Linked DNA regions of Homo sapiens: region 2 is linked to region 1. Evidence: read pairs that join two places in POLR2A ChIA-PET (ENCODE). Cell type or tissue: PC-9. All regions are shown on one strand. Links, peaks and the distances in the headings refer to the core of each region. The heading gives the core; the rest is flanking DNA.

Region 1 (4,406 bases), core at 231-4,230:
CTCCTAGGCTGTTGATTTGAAGGTCTTAGTACTCCAGGTACTTTACATATCTTTGGGTTAAATATGTATACGTTGTCATTTTAATTGCCAAAGTTACTTGAACTTCTACATAACACAGCCACATTTTAAGGGACTTTAAAAAAGAACATGTCAGTTTTGCTCCTAATGGATAAGTGCATACCACAAGTGCAACACCACCTGATGGCTTCTCTTTCTTTTTTTAAGTGAAGTAGGACTTGGCTAGATAGTAACTGATTCTAGTCCATGAGACATGCATCCATCCCCATTAACCTGTAATCTATGATTGCAGTTTCTCTATTTAGTTTGACAAATGAATCTTCCAAACAATGACCAGCTCTTTTGGGGAATGTGAAGCTAATGATGCTCCTTCTTTTACAGAACTAGTTTGACATTCCAATTGTGCTTTAAAAGAAACATACGTTTTTAAGCTTTTTACTGCATAGAATTAGCATTCTTTTTAACTTTTTGACTATTCATGGACATAATGAACAAGCTGTTCTATTTGTTGACTGTGGATATCCTGTAGCTTCTAGGCTGCACATTTCGATATGCAATAGAGTTGTAATAAAATATGAGCAAGGCAATAAAACAGGAAATATTGTAATATATTTTTGCAATGAAGGCTTTGAATGCAGAAAGTTCGCAGATCTCTTCATTACAGTTCCAGTGGATAGTTTATTTCTCAGCTTTCATTAAAAGAAAAAAAAGTTGTGGATGTGTGATTCTGCTGAATAAAGCTGGATATAAATGAAGTATCTGCAACACAATCGTAGGAAACATATTTTTTGTTTTGCTAGTACTTGCTTATGTTACTCATATGAATAATATGATTGATTTTTACTTTATCTCCAACTGGCAGTATAGTCATAAATCTATCTGTGAGTTACCAAGTGCAGGATAAAATGTTATTTTTCCTCAGTGTGGTCTCATTTGATTACAATTGCAGCCTTGCCTGGCTGCATTCCATCCATAATTAATCGTCTCTTTGGTTTCCAGTTGCAGCGAGGCCAGGGCTGTAACCGTTCACATCTTTAGACGATGGTCTACTACGCCAGCTGGCAAGTGAATGGAGACCTTTCACACTGAGTCTAATGGACGCAGAAGGCTGAGGCTTTGTCAGGGCAGCTCTTTAAATGACATCGTGGCAGTAAAGGTCCAACTTGCTGTGGCTGACAGTCTCTTTGGCACCTCACCCTTCTGAGTAAACACCATATGCAGAGAGGTTTCATTTTGCCAATTTATTTTAGTGCCTTTCATTCCATGATAGAAAGTATTCTCAGTGGTGATAGGAAAATGAATTCCTTTAAGGCTTTACCTCAGGGGCCGGATCACTCTCTCTTTCCTGTGTATTGTGTTATAAAATCCCATTAGCATTAGTGACTGTCATTTTGTCATAATATAGATATTTGTTTCCTATCATATTATTTATTACTTGGGCATATGGTTGCACATTACTCCCAGGGAAAGAATGTGAAATATAGCAGGCAAAAAAGTTAGATTAAGTATCCACCCACGTCTAACACTGAGATTTATTTTTGAGCAAGAGGGCATGTTACTACTCAATTATTGGTACAAAGACATATTAGATGTAATTTTAAATAGATGTATTTAGTACTTATTTTGCTCTCTGTAGTGCTACTTTAAAAACAGCAAACTACATGGGTTCGTATCATTTGGTATAAATTATGATAGAATCTTATAAAGTGTCAGAACTCCAGTCCATTTGTGATTGTTCAAAAAATATTTAAGCCAGATTCTCAAACTCAAATATCTTTGGGAGCCATGCAGGTTACTCTGAGGGAAGTGGGTCAAGTACAATGATTTCGAGAGACCAAGGATAACATTAAGGAAGCAGTCATAAAAAGGGCAGCTCTAGCAGATTATTGGCATGTGGGGAAAATGAAGAAGCTAAGGAAAGTGGGTCTGTTACAGGAAAGGGGTCCCCAGTCCAGATCCCAGGAGAGGGTTCTTGGTCACGCACAAGAAAGAATTCAGGGCAAGTCCATGGAGTAAAGTGAAAGCAAGTTTATTAAGAAAGTAGAGGAATAAGAGAATGGCTACTCCATTGACAGAACAGCCCCGAAAACCGCTGGTTGCCCATTTTTATGGTTATTTCTTGATTATTTGCTAAACAAGGGGTGGATTATTCATGCCTCCCCTTTTTAGACCATATAGGGTAACTTCCTGATGTTGCCACGGCATTGGTAAACTGTCATGGCGCTGGTGGCAGTGTAGCAGTGAGGGCGACCAGAGGTCACTCTTGTCACCATCTTGGTTTTAGTGGGTTTTAGCTAGCTTCTTTACTGGAACTGGTTTTATCAGCAAGGTCTTTATGACCTGTATCTTGTGCTGACCTCATATCTCATCCTGTGACTTAGAATACCTTAACTGTCTGCGAATGCAGCCCTGTTGGTCTCAGCCTCATTTTACCCAGCTCCTGTTCAAGATGGAATTGCTCTGGTTTACACACCCCTGACAGGTTTAGCAATGGCACCAGAAATGATCCTTCTTTTGTCAAAATAAGCCAGATATCTAGATTTTTATCTGACACCCCTTGTTTTTAAATGTTAAAAACTGCAAAATGTTCAATTAAAAAAACATTTTTAAAAAGTTGCTATGTTTAAAGAGGGCTGGACCTGCAAGCTGACTTTGCATTGTACCAAAAGTCTTAGAATAAGACATTAAAAATGAGCTTCCCATTCCCCTTGAGAACTATGACAAGACAAGGATGCCTGCTCTTGTCATTCTTATTTAACATAGTTCTGAAAGTGCTAGACAGAGCAATCAGGCAAGAGAAAGAAATAAAAGGCATTCAAACAGGAAAATAAGTCAAAATATCTCTCTTCATTGACAATATAATTTTATACGTGGAAAACCCTAGATTCTACCAAAAAGCTCTTTGAATTGATAAACAACTTCAGTCAAGTTTCAGGATACAAAATAAATCTAGAAAAATCAGTCGCATTTCTATATACCAATAACGTTCAAGCTGAGAGCCAAATCAAGAATGTATTCTCATTTACGATAGACACTCAAATACACACGCAGACACACACACACACACACACACACACAGATACCTAAGAATACATCTAACCAAGGAGGTGAAAGATCTCTCCTCAAGGAGAAATACAAAACACTGCTGAAGAAATCAGAGATGACATAAACAAATGGAAAACATCCTATGTTTATGGTTTGGAAGAATCAATATCGCTAAAATGGTCACACTGCCCAAAGGAATTTATCAATTCGATGATATTCCTATCAAACTACTAATGTCATTTTTTTTACAGAATTAGAATAAAACCATTCTAAAACTTGTATGGAACCAAAAAAGAGCCCAAGTAGCATCCTAAACATAAAGGACAGAGCCAGAGGCATCACATTACCTGACTTCAAACTATACTATAAGGCTACAGTAACCCAAACAGCATGGTACTGATACAAAAACAGATGCATAGACCAATGGGACAGAATAGAGAACCCAGAAATAAAGCTGCACACCTTCAGCTACCTGATCTTCAACAAAATCAACAAAAATAAGCAATGAGAAAAAGACTTCTTATTCAATAAGTGGTGCTGGGATAGCTGGCTAGCCATATGCAGAAGAATGAAACTGGACTCCTTCCTTACACCATATACAAAAAGTAACTCAAAATGGATTAAATATTTAAATGTAAGACCTCAAACTATAATAATCCTAGAAGAAAACCTTGGAAACACCATTCTGGACATTGGTTTTGGCAATAATTTATGACTAAGTCTTCAAAAGCAACTGCAACAAAAACAAAAATTGACAAGAAGGACCTAATTAAACTCAAGAGCTTCTGCTCAGCAAGAGAAACTATTATATCAACAGAGTAAACAGACAACCTAGAGAATAAGAGAAAGTACTCACAAACTATACATCTGACAAAAGTCTAATATCCAGAATCTTTAAGGAACTTAAGCAACTGAACAAGCAAAAAACAAATGACCCTATTAAAAAGTGGGCAACAGACATGAACAGATATTTCTCAAAAGGACACACAAGCAGTCAACAAACATATGAAAAATTGCTCCACATCATTAATCACCAGAGAAATGCAAATCAAAACCACGACGAGATACCATCTCACACTAGTCGGAATGACTATTATTAAAAAGTCAAAAAATAACAGATGTTCGTGAGGCTATTGAGAGAAGGGAACACTTATGCATATTTGGTGGCAATGTAAATTAATTCAACTTCTATGGAAAGCGGTTTGGAGATTTCTCAATGAATTTAAAGCAGAACTACCATTTGACGCAGTAATCTCATTACTGGGTATATATCCAAAAGAAAAAAAAATTATTCTACCAAAAAAAAAAAAAAAACCCACTTACACTCATATGTTCATTGCAAC
Region 2 (4,406 bases), core at 199-4,198, 97 kb before region 1:
TAACTTCCTAATATTTCAGATTTTTCCTGAAACATGCCCTTGTCTTATTGTACTTAGTACCAGGACACCTTAGAGAAGAGTTTAATTGCAGAATTACTGAAATGTTTGAAAATCTGGCTTTGTACAACCTTTCTATCTAATGTCTTAAGATATTATTTACAACAGAATTGATTTATCAGTCTCTCAGGCTCATTTAATCTTTAAAGTTTCTGAAGAATCACATTGACTCTGAATTTAAATGAGCCACCAAATACATTTTCAATTTATGTCATAGAGAGTTGCTGTTCTAAGGAAAATACAAAGACTCATATAGGTTTAATATTTGGTGATCACATGGGGCATTAAGATAATCCCATTTTTGGCCAGGTGTGTTGGCTCACACCTGTAATCCTAGCACTTTGGGAGACCAAGGTGGGCAGATTGCCTGAGCTCAAGCGTTGGAAACCAGCCTGGGCAACACGGTGAAACCCTGTCTCTACTAAAACACAAACAAAAATTAGCCGGGCATGGCAGTGCGCGCCTGTAGTCCCAGCTACTCAGGAGGCTGAGGCAAAGCAATTGCTTGAACCCAGGAGGCAGAAGTTGCAGTGAGCTGAGATTGCACCACTACACTCCAGCCTGGGCGACAGAGCCAAACGGTGTCTCAAAAAAAAAAAAAAAAAAAAAAAAAAAAGATAATCACATTTTCTACTACTAGGCAGTTACCTTTAAATAGAAGATAGCATGACAGTCCCCAACATCAGTTATTTCTCTTGTGAGTGTTAAACTTTAGACTTTATTTCATTCCCTGATTTTGAAACTACATCTGGATGCCTTAAGACCATAACATTCTTCTGGATTGAGTATGTCATCAATTTGCTGCCGATTCTCAAAGATTCCAGACTGTTAGTTATTAATCCTTTAACATTACATCTTTATGATAAATGAAGCATACTAAGGGATAATTGTGCTAAAAACAGGAAATGTACTTTCAAAACAAGAATATGTTGACCTTCCATATTTTTTTTTCTGCCTTCATCTGTCATAGTTGAAACTTTCTGAAAGAATCTTCTTCCTTCCTTGACTCATGATGAGTTACCTGCATTCCACATCCCAAAGCGGGTCAGTGTGTAATCAGGACAGAGCTTTTACCTGAAGTAAGCCAAGTTACAGATCCAAAAATTACTAGTTTAGTAATCTTCAGCAAGTAAATCTCTTAACCTAACTAAGCCTCAGTTTCCTCATTTATAAAATAATGGTAAATCGCACAGATCTTGCTTTCCCTAGAGGACAGTTTTGAGGATAATTGATAAATGCGAGAAACTAAAAAAAAAACCCTGTAAACTAACTGCCTTGCATTCATTTATTTAACATATGTTGGTTTTTAGAGAAATTCTAATTTTTTTTTCAAATGTCAAATTTAGATCTCAGTTTGGTCATTAAATTACTTGCAGATAGCCAGCGATTTTATCTTTCTCTTCACTAGATCAGAAACTATGCTGCATCATTGCTCAGTTTACCTGCTTTACACCAAAAAGAATTCCGTAGTCTAGAGTAATGCTTAAATCTTAATTGCTTATGACAAATATGTTGTTTTAGTTAAGTTCTGTGATCTTCAGAAACCTAAAAAGTAAAAGTAATCATATATCAATAAAGTACTATTTTATCTAACAATTATTCATATTACAGCTACAGCAACTTCATTCATTCTCCCCAGAACAACCCAGTAAGAAAAATGAGGCACAAAGATTCTAAGGCACACTTAATTTGCTCATTTATTCATTCTATAAATCTTTTCTAAACGCTTATCAATTGCCCGGTTTGGAACTAGTGGTAGAAACTATGAGATCTGCAGTCCTGTTTGATTCTTCCTTTGATCCTGCACAACCTAAAGAGGGCGCACTTACCACTCCTATCTTGAATCTTCCCTGAAAGCTTGTTTTGCTTTTCGCAACACAACCTTCTGTGCTAGGGATGACCTACATTCACTACAAGTGAAAGTAAGACCTACATACAGTCCTGCTGTCAATACAGCTGAGCAGTTGCAACTCCTTCTTCCTCCACCTCTGTCCAAGCCCTCTTTTAGTTCTGTAGACAAAGATCACAATATGGATTCATACTGGCCTGGATTGTAAGCATAGTAGAGAAGCAGTCTCCCCTGCCAGAGTAAACGCACCTGTACCTGGCACCATCTCTTCTGACTCCCTCCCAACAATTAAAGAATTGTACAAAGCAATCTGGTTTTTAAAAATTCTGTGAACCTGAAAATATAGGCTTTTCTCCAAGTTTCCGTCTTCTGTCTTCTTTAGTATTATCACCTACATTCCATCTTATCAGTGACTTGAAATTTATCCTGCACCAACTTCTGACAGCTTCAGTCAGTGATTTCCAGTTACTTCTTGTTCTATTAGTTTCTAAAGACCTTACCTTGAGATAATCTGATTAAGTAGATCTGAGTGGAAAATTGTAAAATCCAGCTTCTAGAACCTTATGCTCAATGATAAAAAGATCTCCAGATTCCATTCCAAGATGGCCGAACAGGAACAGCTCCAGTCTGCAGCTCCCAGTGTGAATGACGTAGAAGACAGGTGATTTCTGCATTTCCAACTGCGGTACCTGATTCATCTCATTGGTGGTTGGACAGTGGGTGCAGCCCACGGAGGGTGAGCCAAAGCAGGGTGGGGTGTCACCTCACCCGGGAAGCACAAGGGATCAGGGGATTTCCCTTTCCTAGGCAAGGGAAGCCATGTACCTGGAAAATCAGGACACTCCCACCCTAATACTGTGCTTTTCTATTGGTCTTAGCAAATGGCACACCAGGAGATTATATTCTGCACCTGGCTCAGCAGGTCCCACACCCATGTAGCCTTGCTCACTCCTAGCGCAGCAGTCTGAGATTGACGAGCTGACAGAAGTAGGCTTCAGAAGGTCGGTATAACAAACTTCTCCGAGCTAAAGGAGGATGTTCGAACCCATCGCAAGGAAGTTAAAAACCTTGAAAAAAAGATTAGATGAATGGCTAACTAGAATAAACAGTGTAGAGAAGACCTTAAATGACCTGATGGAGCTGAAAACCATGGCATGAGAACTATGTGACGCGTGCACAAGCTTCAATAGCTGATTTGATCAAGTGGAAGAAAGGGTATCAGTGATTGCAGATCAAATTAATGAAATAAAGCGAGAAGAGAAGTTTACAGAAAAGGAATAAAAAGAAATGAACAAAGCCTCCAAGAAATATGGGACTATGTGAAAAGACCAAATCTACATTTGATTGATGTACCTGAAAATGATGTGGAGAATGGAACCAAGTTGGAAAATACTCTTCAGGATATTATCCAGGAGAACTTCCCCAACCTAGCAAGGCAGGCCAACATTCAAATTCAGGAAATACAGAGAACACTGCAAAGATACTCCTCTAGAAGAGCAACCCCAAGACACATAACTGTCAGATTCACCAAGGTTGAAATGAAGGAAAAAATGTTAAGGGCAGCCAGAGAGAAAGGTCAGGTTACCCACAAAGGGAAGCCCGTCAGACTAACAGCAGATCTCTTGGCAGAATCCCTACAAGCCAGAAGAGAGTGAGGGCCAATATTCAACATTCTTAAAAAAAAAAGAATTTTCAACCCAGAATTTCATATCCAGCCCAACTAATCTTCATAAGTGAAGGAGAAATAAAATCCTTTACAGACAAGCAAATGCTGAGAGATTTTGTCACCACCAGGCCTGCCTTACAAGAGCTCCTGAAGGAAGCACTGAACATGGAAAGGAAAAACCAGTACCAGCCACTGCAAAAACATGCCAAATTGTAAAGACCATCGATGCTAGGAAGAAACTGCATTAACGAACGAGCAAAATAACCAGCTAACATCATAATGACAGGATCAAATTCACACATAACAATATTAACCTTAAATGTAAATGGGCTAAATGCTCCAATTAAAAGACACAGACTGGCAAATTGGATAAAGCATCAATACCCATCAGTGTGCTGTATTCAGGAGACCCATCTCATGTGCAGAGACACACATAGGCTCAAAATAAAGGGATGGAGGAAGATCTACCAAGCAAATGGAAAGCAAAAAAAAAAGCAGGGGTTGCAATCCTAGTCTCTGATAAAGACTTTAAACCAACAAAGATCAAAAGCGACAAGAAAGCCATTACATAATGGTAAAGGGATCAATTCAACAAGAAGAGTTAACTACCCTAAATATAGATACACCCAATACAGGAGCACACAGATTCATAAAGCAAGTCCTTAGAGACCTACAAAGAGACTTAGACACCCACACAATAATAATGGGAGACTTTTAACACCCCACTGTCAATATTAGACAGATCAACAAGACAGAAGGTTAACAAGGATATCCTAAAATTACTTGATTTATCCTTTGTCTTCCACATTATCACCTGCTTCACCTGGTCAACTC

Evidence for each region. Peaks named below come from ENCODE experiments on the same cell type or tissue, not always from the same donor. Only the 100,000 strongest peaks of a DNase experiment are listed, where the experiment ranks them.
Region 2: POLR2A ChIA-PET joins it to region 1 with 6 read pairs; 3 of 35 experiments call an interaction of 5 or more read pairs at or near these places.

Annotation. Positions count from the first base shown.
Region 1 is chr7:12,770,568-12,774,973 of GRCh38, forward strand. No RefSeq gene overlaps it. Among named protein-coding and RNA genes, the nearest start is that of ARL4A, 85 kb to the left of the region's middle. In PC-9, for the core only: no CTCF peak of the experiment used is centred there; no DNase peak of the experiment used is centred there.
Region 2 is chr7:12,673,170-12,677,575 of GRCh38, forward strand. It overlaps LOC105375157 (a long non-coding RNA gene), which reads right to left and starts at 2,421. Exons shown (of 3, transcript XR_927043.2): 1 at 2,241-2,421; 2 at 1,500-1,602; 3 at 867-1,131. RefSeq lists an enhancer at 1,915-3,114. In PC-9, for the core only: a CTCF peak has its summit at 1,891; a DNase peak (open chromatin) is centred at 1,936.